Regions from separate parts of the Homo sapiens genome. Here region 1 is linked to region 2. The links are chromatin loops, found by intact Hi-C in ENCODE. Cell type or tissue: Calu3. All regions are shown on one strand. Links, peaks and the distances in the headings refer to the core of each region. The heading gives the core; the rest is flanking DNA.

The links. Hi-C counts contacts between places; a loop is a spot of excess contacts. Peaks named below come from ENCODE experiments on the same cell type or tissue, not always from the same donor. Only the 100,000 strongest peaks of a DNase experiment are listed, where the experiment ranks them.
Region 1: a loop joins it to region 2, with 2.2 times the contacts of the local background. A loop is called at or near these places in 4 of 110 quality-filtered maps.

The regions. Positions count from the first base shown.
Region 1 is chr12:28,167,812-28,176,158 of GRCh38, forward strand. No RefSeq gene overlaps it. Among named protein-coding and RNA genes, the nearest start is that of CCDC91, 18 kb to the right of the region's middle. In Calu3, for the core only: a CTCF peak has its summit at 4,843 (motif pointing left); a DNase peak (open chromatin) is centred at 4,820.
Region 2 is chr12:27,839,637-27,847,983 of GRCh38, forward strand. No RefSeq gene overlaps it. Among named protein-coding and RNA genes, the nearest start is that of MANSC4, 64 kb to the left of the region's middle. In Calu3, for the core only: no CTCF peak of the experiment used is centred there; DNase peaks (open chromatin) are centred at 4,335 and 4,905.

The sequences.
Region 1 (8,347 bases), core at 266-8,265, 330 kb after region 2:
TGTGGTATTGGCATAAAGACAGATAAATAGACCAATGGAACAGAATAGAGAGCCCAGAAATAAACTCTTGGATATATGGTCAAATGATTTTCAACAAGGGTGTCAAAACCATTAAATGGGAAAGAACAGTCCTTTCAACAAAAGATGTTGCAAAAACTGGATATCCACATGCAAAAGAATGAAGTTGGAAACTTACCCTATGTTATGGTTTGGATGTGATTTGTCCCCACCAGAACTCATTTTGAAATTTAATCCCCAACATAGCAGTGGTGGGAAGTGAGGCCTAGTGGGAGATGTTTGGGTCATGGGGACTAATCCCTCATGAATGGATTAATGCCTTCCTGAGGGAGTGAGTGAGTCCTCCTGCTCATGGGAATGAATTGGTTCCTGAGAGAGCAGGTTGTTAAACACGGTCTGGCTTCCTTGGTTTCTCTCTCTTGCTAACTCTCTTGCTATGTGATATCTTTGCCCCACTTCTCTTCAGCCTGAGGCCCTCACCAGATGCAGCTGCCCAATCTTGAACTTGCTAGCATACCAGAATTATGAGTTAAATAATCCTCTTTTCTGTGTAAATTACGTTGCCTTACATTGTAAGGTATTCTGTTATAGCAACACTAAGTGGACTAAGACACCTTATATCTTATATAAAATTAACTCAAAATGGGTCAAAGACCTAATGTAAAAGCTAAACCTATAAAACTCTTAGCAGAAACAGAGACGCTTCATGATATTGGAGGTGGCAATGCTTTCTTGGATATGATACCAAAACACATGCAAAAAAAGAAAAAAACGATAAATTTGGACTACATCAAAGTTTAAAACTTTGTGTATCAAAGGACACATTCAACAGAGTGAAAAGACAACCCATGGAATGGGAGAAAAATATTTGTGAATCATATATCTGATAAGGGGTTAGTATCTAGTATATGTAAAGAACTACAACTTAACAACAAAAAAAACCAACTCAATTTAAAAATGAGCCAGGGTCCTGAATAGATAGATATTTCTCCAAAGAAGATATACAAATGACCAATAAGACCATAAAAAGATGTTCAATGTCACTAATCATTAGGTTAATGCAAATCAAAACTACATGGAGATACCACTTCACACTCATTAGGATGGCTACTATCAAAAAAACAGAGTAAGTGTTGGTGAGGATGCCGATAAAATGAGCACTGTTGGTGGAAAGATAAAATGGTGCAGTCACTATGGAAAATAGTATAGTGATTCATCAAAAAAATTAAAAAACAATAACTGGCCAGGCGCAGTGGCTCACGCCTGTAATCCCAGCACTTTGGGAGGCCGAGGTGGGCAGATCACGAGGTCAGGAGATCGAGACCATCCTGGCTAACACGGTGAAACCCCGTCTCCACTAAAAAATACAAAAAATTAGCCGGGCGTGGTGGCGGGCGCCTGTAGTCCCAGCTACTTGGGAAGCTGAGGCAGGAGAATGGCGTGAATCTGGGAGGTGGAGCTTGCAGTGAGCCGAGAACGCACCACTGCACTCCAGCCTGGGCGACAGAGCAAGACTCCGACTCAAAAAAAAAAAAAAAGAATAACCACATGATCTAACAATTCTACTTCTGGGTATATACGCCAAAGAATTAAAAGCACGGTCTTGAAGAGATCCTTGCACACCCATGTACATAGCAGCATTATCCACAAGAGCCAAAAGGTGGAAACAACCCAAGTGTCACTGATGGATGGAGGAATGGATAAACAAAATGTGGTGTATGCATACAACAGAATGTTATTCAGCCTTAAAAAAGGAAGAAAATCTGACACTTACTAAAATGTGGATGAACCTTGAGGACATTCTGCTAGGTGAAATAAGCCAGTCAGAAAGAGACAAATACTATATAATTTCACTTACATGAAGAATGTAGAGTAGTCATATTGATAAAGACAGACAGTGGAATGATGGCTGCTAGGGGCTGGTGGGATGGGGGGAAAGGAGAGTTATTGAATGGGTACGAGTTTCAGTTTTGCAAGGTAAAGGGAGTTCTGGAGACATGGTGGTGATGGTTGCACAACAATGTGAATGTACATAATGCCACTGAAGTGTACACTTAAAAATGGTTAAGAAAATAAATTTTGTTAGATATACTTTATCACAATTAAATGAAAAAATAAACACATGCTTTCATACAAAAATACATGCAGATATATTAGATAGATATTTAAGGAAATAAAAACTAGAGATTTTTAATTCTCTTATGCTTTTCAATTTTCAGATAATAATTATAATCTAATTTCCCTAGTACTCCCTTGACTTCCCTTTAGGATACCAGCCAATGTTTTGAATTTTCCTACTGTCAGAAGTCTTGGCCCAAGATAAACTTTTCACTCCCTCCTTGTTTTCTAAAGGGTTCAGGCATTCAGACAAACTCCTAAAGTAGACACTGTCCTTCGCCTCAGATGGCTTAAATTCTGTAGGGGTATATTAACAAGAGAGGAGGCAATCACAGTACAATGTGGTGGTCTCATCTTCTAAAAGTTCACCTGATGTCCTGAGGGTGCTGAAATCATGAATGCGTTAGCACAAGTAGGTGACCAAGCAAAGTGACTCTGATAAATTGCATAAAGCCTTTCAATTAGAATTTGTCCAGACACACATTAAAATATAAAGCACAATAGCGCATCAATACTAGAGGCTATTTTTGTTCTAAATAATTATATAGGTATGAGGGCAGGGTGGAGAGAACAGGATTAATATGTAGAGGACTCCTCTGTCGTTTACACAGAAAAAAAATTCAAGCTATAGGGTCTATAACTGTGGACAAGAGATATCTGTTTAGTAGGTGTTTCAGGGGCCAAGAAAGATATGATTATAAAACTCATGTGGCAAAAATATGCTACTAGATTTTGTTTTTTGGTGACCAAGAAATAAGTCTATGCTACTTATAATGTCATATACTTAATTTGAGTAGACAAATTAACAGATGAACTCAAGACAACTCCAAAACTTTCTATACAATTGATTGAAAAAATTGCCACAAAAGCAGATGCTTCAGCTTGGAAAAGTTTCTTTGACAGATTGGTCTCTGGGTTTTGTAATTGTTAACCAAGTTAGGGAAAAATATTACAATATATTTGAGCCTAACGGGGCTCCATCACAGCCATTTTCAGTTAGTACATAAAAGATGTTTTTATCAGGGAGTTACATTTTATTCTTTCTTTCTTCAATAGGATTATTACTGATTCCTTCAAATGTTCTTTTTTTATTAGAAAGAAAAACATATAGAACATGATTACATAAGAGAAAGGTTGCAATTGTCTCTGTGTTAAGCAGAAACTTTCCATTTGCTAAAATTAGGGTACATTTACATTTTTAATAACAGCTAAGTTTAACAAGCCTTATTTTCCTCAGTGGTGGGAGGACACCTTGCAGCTCCTCCCATTTATTGTGACAATGTAATTCAACTCTGTTAAGCTTAAGTGAACAATATAGCCCTCTGATTTTCACTTTTAACAATTGCAAAACATTTTAGTAAACAAAATGTTGCTTCTGTAGACTTTTGAAGGTATCAAGAATAATGAGCCCTCCAAATACATCTGAATTAATTTATAAAAGATGAAAAGATAAGAAACTATTTAGCTTCATAAAGATTTTGACTAGGATTTTTTTATTTAAGATTTTTGGTAAACACACCAATTTCTTTCCCAAATCTCCTTCGCCTGGGTCCTGTATTTCAATGAATGAAGTCATCGTCCTCCTACATCAGCTCAAAACCTCAGACTATGTTTTGACTTCTTTCTCTCTTTACCCCACCCACATCTACTTAGTTTTTACTCATACCAATTCTACTTTTACAGAATCCCTTGCTTGCCTTCTTTATTCAATCTCAAAGCCTACAGGATTAATGAGATACCTTTTTAACAGATCTCCCTACCTTTGGGAGCTTATTTATCAGTCCATCCCACAAAAAAACTGCTATATCAATTTTTTTAGTACAAAATGCTGAAGCTGATCTTTTACTCCTATAACAACTTCCTGTTGTCAGTTCAGTTTTTGGAGTATGGCTGGTATTCAGTACACTCAAAGACATATTCACTCTATGACTCTTTAGCATTATTTCCCACTACTACCTTTCATATACCCTAACCGTCTAGGTCCTTTAATTTTGTGCATCCATGATGTTTTCTTTATTTGGCATGTGCTTTCATTACTCTCAATATGTCCAAATGCTTTCTGCCTCACCTGTGAGACTCAGCTCAAATTTTGAACCCTTTCCAAATGCCTTTATCTTTTCCTTCACTGAATTCTCTTAGTATTTTATATGTAACTCCCACTTTATGTAATTTTGATAGTGTATTAATTTTCATTTACACTTTAATCCCTTGATAGATTTCAAGTTTCTTGTAAGCAGGATTTATAGGTACTTTATCTTGTTATATCCCACATTCTAATTGTTCGATTAATATTCACTGAATAAATCTGTATGCAATACTGGAAACTCTTGAGAATTCAGGTGTGAGATATGTGAAGCAAGGCAATTTATCGACCAGTGGATATTATACATTTTTAAGTCTAAAAGAGACACTTGACCTCAGCAATGCCAAAATCATTGTCATAAAATTGAAACTATTATACAGAATTCACTAAAACCTTATTACATGATCTCTCATGCGGTAATTGGTTAATTTTTCAATGTTAAGAATTCCATGTACAGGGCACAGTACAACAAATCTAATAAACAACTTTCATAACCTATTGTCTTGCCTGTTGTCTGGTTCTGATTATTTGACATTGGTTTTTCCATAGGAGACATCCAATGCAGGAAGCAAAAGAGTTGATTACTGCACACTGCCCTCTGGTGAGCCACATGGGTAATCTAGAGGGGGAAATTCAGAGTTGAGAATGTAATTCACTCTCCATGCCTAGGATGCCAGTTAGTGCCAAAGAATTATGTCACATTTTGTGATGTGATCACTTCTCTCAACTGTATACTCTCCTGAGCCTACTAATTCTTTCCATGCAGGTCATCAAATGGCCATCAGTTGGTAAAATTTTCCTCTTCATTTAGCCAAAAATGGATCCAGAATATTTGTAATGAGTCTTACTAACCCAAGCTTTTCAAAAAATTGTGCTATTACTTCTACCATGACATTTCCCTGCATCTTCATATATCCCCAAAGCATTGTATGAAAACAATGGTAAAACATGTTGTATTAGTCCGTTCTAGCATTGCTATAAGGAACTACATGCAACTCGGTAATTTATGAAGAAAAGAGGTTTAGTTGACTCATGGTTCCACAGGCTATACAGGAAGCATGGCTAGGGAGGCCTCAGGAAACTTACAATCATGGTGGAAGGTGAAGGGGAAGCAGGCACATCTTCACATGGTGCAGCAGGAGAGAGAGAGCAAAGAGGGAAGTGCTACACACTTTTAAACAACCAGATCTCATGAGAACTCACTATCACGAGAACAGCAAGGGGGAATCTGCCCCCAAGATCCAATCACATCCCACCAGGCCCCTCCTCCAACACTGAGTATTACAATTTGACATGAGATTTGGGTGGGGACACAGAGCCAAACCATATCACATATTGTTCTCAGCTTGCAGAGAAGTCAGATTCTTTGTAATTGACATGCTAAATTCTCTACATTCACATAAACGAGTCTTATTTCATATATAAAAACATGGAGCTTTCTCATTCTTGAGGAGAAGTCCAAAAATCAAATAATCAATCTTATAACATTAGAAGTACTCTTTGATTTGGAAGGACCACAGGTATGTCTAGCTTTTGACCATATCAAAACTGCCATATTGCTGGGTGATATTACTCATTTATTACCAGCTGACTGAATACCATTCACAGCTAAATCAATAATGAAAGCTTCAGAACAGGTATGAAACCACTCAAACCTCACATTCTAGGAGGTACACAAATAACCCAGTGTCTAACGTTCATTAGCTTCTGAAATCAACTCTATTTGCTGTTTGTACACAAGTATATTTGTCCATTTTTAATTCTATTCCTAACTTCAGGAATCTGCATTTTGTAAAAGTTATACAAATAATGGATGATCTTCAAATAAGTGTAAATATCCTTACTGAAAAAAAAAACACTTGTAAAAACATAGAATAAATGCTTTCTTGTTTAACGGAGTGCTAAACTTGATAAAAATATGTCCCCATTTATCAAAATTTTGACTCTTCAAAATCCAAGCAACTGATTGATCATCTAGAACCTACTAAAATAGAAATGTAATTTTTCCTTACGTTCTTTATCATGCAGTTGAAAGTTTAAATTATATAAGAACAAAAAAGGGGGTAAGGAGGAAGCTGGAGGGCCAAAGTGAGGGTGGAATTTTTCAAAAAAAGAAAAAAAAAATATAAGAACCACATCCTTTCTTGAATCTCAATCTTTTAATTGTCTGAGGCCATTTATGCGCAAACTCAGTAAACTGGTTTTTACTTATTGTTAATTTATTTTGCTTTCAAATAAGAAAGCCTTCTGTGAGACACTTTCCTGCTGGTTTCTGCTGATTTGTTGCTTAACTGTGGGTACTAGTTTCCTGAATTCAGAGAGGAGTTCAAATAAAATTGCATCTAAGTTCATTTAACTGTAAAACTCTGTTTCTAATGATATCAGACATTAATGAATAATGATTTTAAACCAACAGATATTAACTGTATGTGTACTATATATTTAAACTCAATTTTTGTATTGTATATTATGTAGCTTAAAAGGTACCATAAGGATAAATGGTATATATCAAATTGCAATTTCCCATAGAAATAATTCACTCAGTTTTGTTTTCATTTTGTTTGTTTTTAATCTTCTCTTTTGACTACATTTGAGAGGGAATTTCTGGCTAGCACAGAATCCTTTTTAATTTGTTTCTGTATAATGTGCAGCAGATATACTTAATTAATGAACTGATTAGCAACTTCCTTAATTACTTTCCAGTAGTTTTTTTCATTATTAAATGTTCAGCCTTTGAATGAATATCTACCAATATATGCCATCACAATTTAATCAAATAGAATATATCTGTATTTTGTATTGTACTGAAACCGTCTAAAATAAAGCAAATATTTATATATCAAATAGGGAAATTGACAGCATTGTATGTGATACAACACAATATTATAATGCATTATATGAAGTCCTTAGTTTGCTTTTTCTTATATCTAATTTGTTTTGGTTGGTACCATGCAAAAAATAAAAGGCAACCACTAAGTCATAGAATTTAAATGGCATATTTTAAATGACTTTGACAATTTGTATATAATGTTGACTGACATCTTATCTTCATATAAGGCTTTACAGTTTTTTAATTAATAAACTTTATTTCTTAGAGCAGTTTTAGTTTCACAAACAGCAGAAAGTACAGAGTTCCCATATATTCCCTGTCCCCACACATGCCTTACACCCCTACTACCAGAGTACACGTGTTACAGTTGATAAACCTACATTGACACATCATTACACACAAAGCTCATGGTTTACATGAGGGTTCACTCTTGATGTTGTATATTCAATAGGTTTTGACAAATGTATAATGACATATCCATCACTGTAGTACCTACAGAATAGTTTTACTGTCTGAGAAATTCTCTGTGCTCTGCCTATTCACCCTTTTCTCCTGCCAATCCCTGTCAACCACTGATCTTTTAACTGTCTTTATGGTCTTACCTTTCCCAGAATGTCATATAGTTAGAAGCACAGTATGTAGCTTTTCACAGATTGGCTCCTTTCACTTAGTAATATGCATTTAAGTTTCTTCCTTGTCTTTTCAAGGCTTGATAGCTCATTATCTTTTCATGTTGAATAATATTCCATTGTCTGATATACCATAGTTCATTTATCCACTCACCTTCTGAGGATCTCTTGGTTCTTTTCAAGTGTTGGCAATTATGAGTAAAGCTGCTGCAAATATCCATGTGCAGATTTTTGTGTGGACCTAAGTTTTCAATTCATTGGTTAATTACCAAGGAGCATGATTGCTGGATCATATGGTAAGAGTTTATTTAGCTTTTGTTTATTAAACTTGCATCCTGAAACTTTGTTATAATTGCTTATTAGTTCCAGGAGGGGTTTTTTTGGTTAATTGTTTCAGATTTTCTACATAGTGTTTCTTATGTGAAAGACATTATTTTAGATGTTGTGGATACAAAAATAAACACATAATCCATGTCTTCAAGGATTTCATAATATATAGGGCAAAAGGTGTAAGCAAATTATTACAATGTGGCTTGTGAATGGCTATAATATTAGTATAAATGAAGTGTGATGAGGCCTCAGAGAATAGGCAGCTAATATAATCTGGAAATTTCAGAGAAGACTTTCCAGAGGAGGTTGAGTCTGAGTTGAATCTCCAGGGATGGACAG
Region 2 (8,347 bases), core at 181-8,180:
TGAGAAAGGGAAGAACAATCAAGTATGTTTTCTTTTCTTTTCTATTTTTTTTTTTTTTTGAGACAGAGATTCACTCTGTTGCCCACGCTGCAGTGCAGTGGCACAGTCTTGGCTCACAGTAACCTCTGCCTCTGGGGTTCAAGCAATTCTCGTGCCTCAGCCTCCTGAGTAGCTGGGACTACAGGCACATAGCACCATGCCCAGCTAATGTTTGTATTTTTAGTAAAGAAAGGGTTTCTTCATGCTGTCCAGGCTGGTCTTGAACTCCCGAGCTCTAACAATGCATTCACCTCAGCCTCCCAAAGTGCTAGGATTACAGGCGTGAGCCACCGCACCCGGCCTCAAGTGTGTTTTCTAAGTCCTTCTCTTTGCAGATCAAATGGTAATCTTTGCAGCCAAGCACCCATCTAAAATAACATCAATATTTCAGTCTCAAGAGGCAAGCCAGTCTTAAAAGTTTGTGAACTGTCAGCACAATTAAACCAAGACTCTGGCATGGCACAAAGACATTTCCCAGAAACTTTAGGCCCCAAAGAAGACTTATGTCAAACATCAGATAGAATAGTTTCAGATTTCTCAAGAAAAGGAAAATTACAGTAATATTTATAAGAGGAATCAGTACAAATCCAATGTTTTCCTAAAGTCATCAGTTCTCAGACTTCAGCATGAGAGGGCTTTTGAATAAATAATGTGGAGTTAGTGTGAATATTTGGTGTTTGGAAAATTTATTAGCCAAATTAACCTCAGAAACATTGCCCTCTTCTGGAAGGCCTTTTACATAGCTTTTCTGCAGAGGTATAATAATGCAATATGAATTTAATGAGGAACATATCTGTACCAGATCTTTTTCTAAACCCTGCCAATCAAATGTACATGTTTAGTCCTTTCTAACAATACAAATGGAAATGTCACCTTTGAAATGCTGCCAAAGTTAGGGCCTGAGAATTACAATACATGCAGACTATTTTAGCTGTTTTCAAAATACTTGGCATTTAGCAAATTATGTGAAACAGTATTTATCTTCGTTAGCTTAAGCAATCTACAGTATCATCCTCATTTTGCAGAAGAGGAAGCTGAACAAGCTAGAGAATATGAGAGACAAGTATTGAAACTAAAGAAAGATTAAATGAGGCAGGCACTAAAATGACTTCAGTTTGTGGATCTGAAAGTGGGCCCCTAAGCCCTGCTTCTAAGAAGCCAGAAATTGCTTAGGATAACGTGGCCTGAAAGTGGTAAACCAAATTCAGCAAAGAAGAAAAGTGGCTTGGTGGCTGGCGAGATAATACAGTTGGCAAATTGTAAGTCTTACTGAATTACAACCAAGATAGGAAGTGATGATTTTTCTTGTTAGATTTTTAAAAGACAATGACACTGAAAGGGGGTTCAGTCAGTCTTGTCAGCTGAGTGTCCTAGAAGGAGGGGGATAATCATCTTGGGCTACAACCAGCTGAAACAAGGTACCTTGCCCTGCTGAGGTATGAGAGGTCTAAGCAAGGAATGTGTCCCATTCTGATGATAGCGTCAACAATTCCACGATGATGGATAAAGTCTGACAACTTCTGGATTAAAACAAATTCTTGAATTCTCACCCCAATACACTATCATGCTTTTTTGTTTAATATGCTGCAAATTCAGTTCAGTGAACATTTTCTGAGCACCTCCAATTTTTAAAAAATGAACCCTAGTGTTACTATCAATGCTTCTAGAATATTTATAATAATAAATTTCTTGTGAAACATAGCAGGCAGGTCATTAATCCCTTTTAAAGTACAATTTAATGCAAGGCTTCATGACAGGAAGTGAGCATGATAATAAAAACCTTTACTGCTTAAAACCACACTTAATATTTTTACGACCCAGTCGGCCTGACAAAATATTCTTTGTGAGTCATCACTTCAAAGTGAGGGCCTGGGGACTACTGAAGACATAACAGCAGGCCTCATGCCCATTGTAGACAGCCCCTCGAACTTGAACTGCTCAGGCAAGAACTTTCAAGTAAGAAGAAACACACCAGAAGGTCACTACAGAGTGTCCTTGTGTATCCCATGGTCTAGGAAGCCATGTGACCAGGTGCATTTATTTTCAATCTCTCAATCATATTTTTGACAGCTTAGCTTTTGTATGGTTTTACCTTTACTCATAACTGACCACATTCTACTGACTAAAGAGATCATGAAGCCTTACGTGGTCCTATATAGTTTGTGTAGAGCTTAAATAATTATGTCAAGTTCATTACAATAAACGTTTAACCTGGAGCCATTTGACAACTGTGGGTTGAGGGGAGAAACAGTTTGCAATGAAACACTCATTAGTTGCCTTAGTTTTTGGGAAATGGTCAAGACAGCCTTAGCATGTCTTTTAAACCAAAATAAGAGCAAATAAAGGAATATAGGAACCTCTTTGACTTGTGTATAGGACTTTCTAACATTATTACTACTACAATAATACATATTTTTGATGATCTCTTTTCTTATAAAGTTCCAGGGGTTAGAAATCCCACCGCTGGCATTGATACCCTTAAAAATGTTTCAAATTCTTCACAGTCAGAAATATTTTCTATCTGTCTCTTATCTAAATCATACAATTTGTTACTTGAAAGCCGTTTCCTCTTCTATTTATTTTATTTTATTTTGAGGCAGTTTCTTACTCTGTCACCCAGGCTGGAGTGCAGTGGTGTGATCTCGGCTCACTGCAACCTCCACCTCTCAGGTTCAAGTGATTTTCCTGCCTCAGCCTCCTGAGTAGCTGGGACTACAGGCATGCACCACCACGCCTGGCTAATTTTTGTATTTTTAGTAGAGATGGGGTTTCTTTATGTTGGCCAGACTGGTCTGGGACTTATGACCTCAGGTGATCTGCCCGTCTCGGCTTCCCAAAGTGCTGGGATTACAGGTGTGAGCCACTGTGCCTGGCTTCCTCTTCTCTTTGGATTCAAAGACAATGGATTCACTCATCATCTAAAAATTATTGATTGAAACATGTTTCATGTACCAGACACTACTCTAGACACAGATGATTGAGCAGTGAACAAATAGGATCCCTAGACTGGTGGTGTTTACATTCTGGCAAATGTTGTCTTACATGGTGGAAACCTTTTTACATGTGAACACGACCAGCCAAGCTCTTCTGTTGCCCATCTGGAACCTTCCATGTTTCTCAAAGGAAGCCACTTATTAAAGCTAAGTGGTTCTTATCTGGCTTTCGTCTCCTCTCTCCACAAATTTTCAATCTCTTTTCCCCACTATCTGCTGTTCCCAATACACTGCCTCTTGTTTTTCATTCTTCAACTATCCTAAAAAAAAAAAAAATTAGAAAGTAAACACACACACACACACACACACACACACACACACACACAAATCCCACATAAACAGATGCTTGCAATTATTCTCTTCAGGAATAAGAGCAATTTTGAAATCAGGAGCTAGACCTATTTCCATTCCTACCTGGGTTCATTTATTCATTCATTTAGCAAGCATTTAAAATTATGTATTTGTAGAAATGTCTAAACTGTAGAAAAGTTTAAGGAGAAAATAACGCACCCTCATATTCCCACCATCCAGAATTAACCACAGTTAACATCTTGGCATAATTGCTTCCAGTCTTGTGAGCACTTCATGTGGAGTTGTAAGAATAACCGTAGGTGAAGCATGGTGGCTCACGCCTGTAATTCCAGCACTTCGGGAGGCCGAGGCGGGTGGATTGCTTGAGACCAGCCTGGGCAACATGGTGAAACCCCGTCTCCACAAAAAAAAAAATACAAAAATTAATTGGGCATAGTGGTGCGTGCTTGTAGGCCCAGTTACTTGGGAGGCTGAGATGAGAGGATCGCGTGAGCCGGGGGAGTGGAGACTGCTGTGAGCTGTGATCACACCACTGCACTCCAGCCTGGGTGACAGACTGACACCCTGCCTCAAAAAACAAAAACAAAAAACCCCAACAACCCTAAACCTAATAATAAATGCTACCCCTGTTCATCAGCACTTAACTCCATAACAGTACCCATTAGGTGCTTCATTATACTCAATTACTAGGAAGAAGAGGGAATGGTTTTCATGGAATTTCCTCAAAACCTTGTTTCTTGAGATGCAGCTGAATCACATGTGGCAGCCCTTGTTGCAGAAGCTTCGCATCCCAACTCCCACTTCAGGGTCCTCGCCACACCACCACAAAGCTTGTCTGTGTACACACGAGCATAACCCGGCAATGGCTCTTCTGTTATCTACAAAATATTTGGGTGTGGGTTTGGCGGTTGGACGCTACTGAACTCAGGCTCTTGTGAACTCAGACTTAACCGCAAATGATTAAAAACACACACATACTCTTCTCTCTCTCTGTAACATACACACACATACACACCCCATTGGCTAAAATAATTAAAAAATGTTTAAGATAAATCATTTTTGACAGTGATTGCTCCTGGGGGAGGGGTAGCAAGTTACACTGGGAACTGCCCCAATTTCTTCCCAACTCATGTATCCACGGGCTGGGAGGAATTTCCCAGCAAGCCTCTCCCACCCATTTGATCCTCTGGCAGTCTTGTTTCAGGGATTAAGTCTGTCTGAGTTCAGTTCTGATAAGTGACACAGAGGGAGAGGGTTTCAGTGCTTCTCATGCCTTTTGCAGGGAAAGGGATTTTTTATTTTTTCTGTCCCTGATGAGGTTGTGGTGGGGTGTTAAGGAGGGCAGATTAGCTCCAGGTGCAGCCTGTTTCATTCCTTGCCTTGCCTTCTCCCCTCAGCCCTGAACCAAGTATAGGATCAGACATGTTTGGCTTGCCTTTCCCCCTGCCCAAGAGGGAAACCATGCTCGCAGAGCTGATGGGGCTGACGGCAGCGACAGCCCTGATCCGGAGCCCTGATCCGAATCCCTTGTTTGACTACAGTCCAAGTGTTTCAAACAGCAGGTCTTTCATAGCTGGGAAAACCCCAAGCTAGACCTGCTGGACACACCGCACAACCACATACAGCTCAGCTCATGTCAACAGAACTGATAACCAAATTGGGCTTCTTGGCTTCCTGTCCCGGGCAGCCTTGCCAGCCCGCTACCCTCCAAGTCCCAATTAACAGGCGGCTACGCTATAACCATAAGGGGGGAGTGGAGGGTTTGTTTACCACATAGTTAACAGGCAAACACAACTTAATCACAAGGAAAACAGCTTTTATGAGAATCATCTTGAAGTCCTTCTACAGCCCTAATAAACCATCCAGGAAGCCAAAACCCAGAGTTCTCTTCGATTTCGTCCCTTAGGAGAAAGGCCAGTGGGGACAGGTGGAGAGACATATGGTCTTGCTTTTTGACCACTTACAGCTGCCAGATGAAGTGAACGTCTCTTCCCAGTCTGAAGGCTTCTCCAGGTGATCGCTCTATGTGATCCTTCTGTGATGGGCTGCAGGTGACCTTGAACCGCAAGGTGGGGAGGGAATGTGTCTTTTCAGCAGAACCCACTGAGCACCAGGCACTTTGCACATAGGCTCTCAATCCTTATTCCATAATTGTACGGAAGACCTTTGTCTTCTTTCTACAGAGGGGAAAACCAAAGCTTGGCCAGATCGAGTAACTTTAGAAAATTACACAGTTTAAGGGCAAAACTGGGATTTGAACCCAGGTCAGATGGACTCCAAAGTCCATTTCTTTCTACTCCACATCTACCATCAAAGGATCTGGATTCCAGCTTTGGGTCTAACAGTGATTGGTCATGGGATACTAGGCAAATCTTTTAACAGCTTAGCACTAATTTCATTATCAGTAAAATGTGGTTGTGGGAGAATGAGATTTGTTAATGTAGACTTGTAAAGCCTTATGTCAAGCCCAGTGGTATTACTTGCGCTAAAGAAAGAAGCACTCCAGGGCTGGACAGTGGCCTCTCAGAGTCCCAATTTATTACTGCAAGCCTTGTTGGTTGAAAATTAAGAGACTTGATATTTTATTTGAAATTCTGATTTTTTTTCTTTTTTTAAAAAAATGTTAAGTTCAGGGGTACATGTGCAGGATGCGCAGGTTTTGTACGTAGGTAAATGTGTGCCACGGCGCTTTGCTACACCTATCAACTCATCACAGGTATTAAGCCCAGCATGCATTAGCTATTTTCCCTGATGCTCTCCCTCCCCCGGCCCCTTCCTGCCATGCCCCAGTGTGTGTTATTCCCCTCCTGTGTCCATGTGTTCTCATCGTTCAGCTCCCACTTATAAGTGAGAACATGTAGTGTTTGGTTTTCTGTTCCTGAGTTAGTTTGCTGAGGATAATGGCTTCCAGCTCCATCCATGTCCCCGCAAAAGACATGATCTCATTCCTTTTTATTGCTGCATAGTATTCCATGGTGTATATGGACCACATTTTCTTTATCCAGTCTATCATTGATGGGCATTTGGGTTGATTCCATGTCTTTGCTATTGTGAATAGTGTCATAATGAACATAGGCATGCATGTATCTTTATAATAGTATGATTTATATTCCTTTGGGTACATATCCAGTAATAGAATTGCTGGGTCAGATGGCATTTCTGGTTCTAGATCTTTGAGGAATCGCCACACTGTCTTCCACAACAGTTGAACTAATTTACATTCCCAATAACAGTGTGAAAGTGTTCCTATCTCTCCGCAGCCTCACCAGCAACTGTCGTTTCTTGATTTTTTAATACTTGCCATTCTGACTGGTGTGAGGTGGTATCTCATTGTGGTTTTGATTTGCATTTCTCTGATGATCAGTGATATTGAGCTTTTTTAAATATGTTTTTTGGCTGCATGTATGTCTTCTTTTGAGAAGTGTCTGTTCATGTCCTTTGCCCACTTTTTAATGTTTTTTTCTTTCCTGTACATTTGTTTAAGTGTTTTGTAGACTGGATATCAGACTTTTGTCAGATGGATAGATTGCAAAATTTTTCTCCCATTCTGTAGGTTGTTTGTTTGCTCTGATGATAGTTTCCTTTGCTGCGCAGAAGCTCTTTAGTTTAATTAGATCCCATTTGTCAATTTTTGCTTTTGTTGCAATTGCTTTTGGTGTTTTTGCTATGAAATTTTTGCCTGTGCCTATGTCCTGACAGTATTGCCTAGATTTTCTTCCAGGGTTTTTATAGCTTTGGGTTTTACATTTAAGTCTTGAATTCATCTTGAGTTAATTTTTGTATTAGGTGTAAGGAAGGGGTCCAGTTTCAATTTTCTGCATATGGCTAGCCAATTCTCCTAGCACCATTTATTAAATAGGGAATCCTTTCCCCATTGCTTGTTTTTGTCAGGTTTGTCAAAGATCAGATGGTTGTAGGTGTGCAGTCTTATTTCTGAGTTCTCTATTCTGTTCCACATCTGGTCTATGTGTCTGTTTTGTACAAGTACCATGCTGTTTTGGTTACTGGCACCTTGTAGTATAGTTTGAAGTCAGGCAGTGTGATGCCTCCAGCTTTTTTCTTTTTCCTTAGGATTGTCTTGGCTATTAGGGCTCTTTTTTGGTTCCATATGAATTTTTAAATCGTTTCTTTTAATTCTGTGAAGTATGTCAGTGGTAGTTTAATGGGAATAGCACTGACTCTATAAATTACTTTGTGCAGTATGGCCATTTTCCCAATATTCATTCTTCCTATCCTTGAGCATGGAATGTTTTTCCATTTGTTTGTGTCTTCTCTGATTTCCTTGAGCAGTGGTTTGCAGTTCTCCTTGAAGAGGTCCTTCACTTCCCTTGTTAGCTGTATTTCTATGTATTTTATTCTCTTTGTAGCAATTGTGAATGGGAGTTCATTCATGATTTGGCTCTCTGCTTGTCTATTGTTGGTGTATAGGAATGCTTGTGATATTTGCACATTGATTTTGTATCCTGAGACTTTGCTGAAGTTGCTTATCAGCTTAAGAAGCTTCTGGGCTGAGATGATGGGTTTTCTGGATGTAGGATCATGTCATCTGCAAACAAAGATAATTTGACCTCCTCTCTTCCTATTTGAATATCCTTTATTTCTTTCTCTTGCTGATTGCCCTGGCCAGCACTTCCAATACTATGTTGAAGAGGAGTGGTGAGAGAGGGCGTCCTTGTCTTGTACCGCTTTTCAAGGGGAATGCTTCCACCTTTGCCCATTCAGTATGATGTTGGCTGTGAGTTTGTCATAAATGGCTCTTAATATTTTGAGGTATGTTACTTCAACACCTAGTTTATTGAGAGTTTTTAAATGAAGCAATATTGAATTTTATCGAAGGCCTCTTCTGTGTCGATTGAGATAATCATGTGGTTTTGTCTTTAGTTCTGTTTATGTGATGAATCACATTTATTGATTTGTGTATGTTGAACAAACCTTGCATCCTGGGATGAAGCCAGCTTGATAGTGGTAGATAAACTTTTTGATGTGCTGCTGGATTCGGTTTG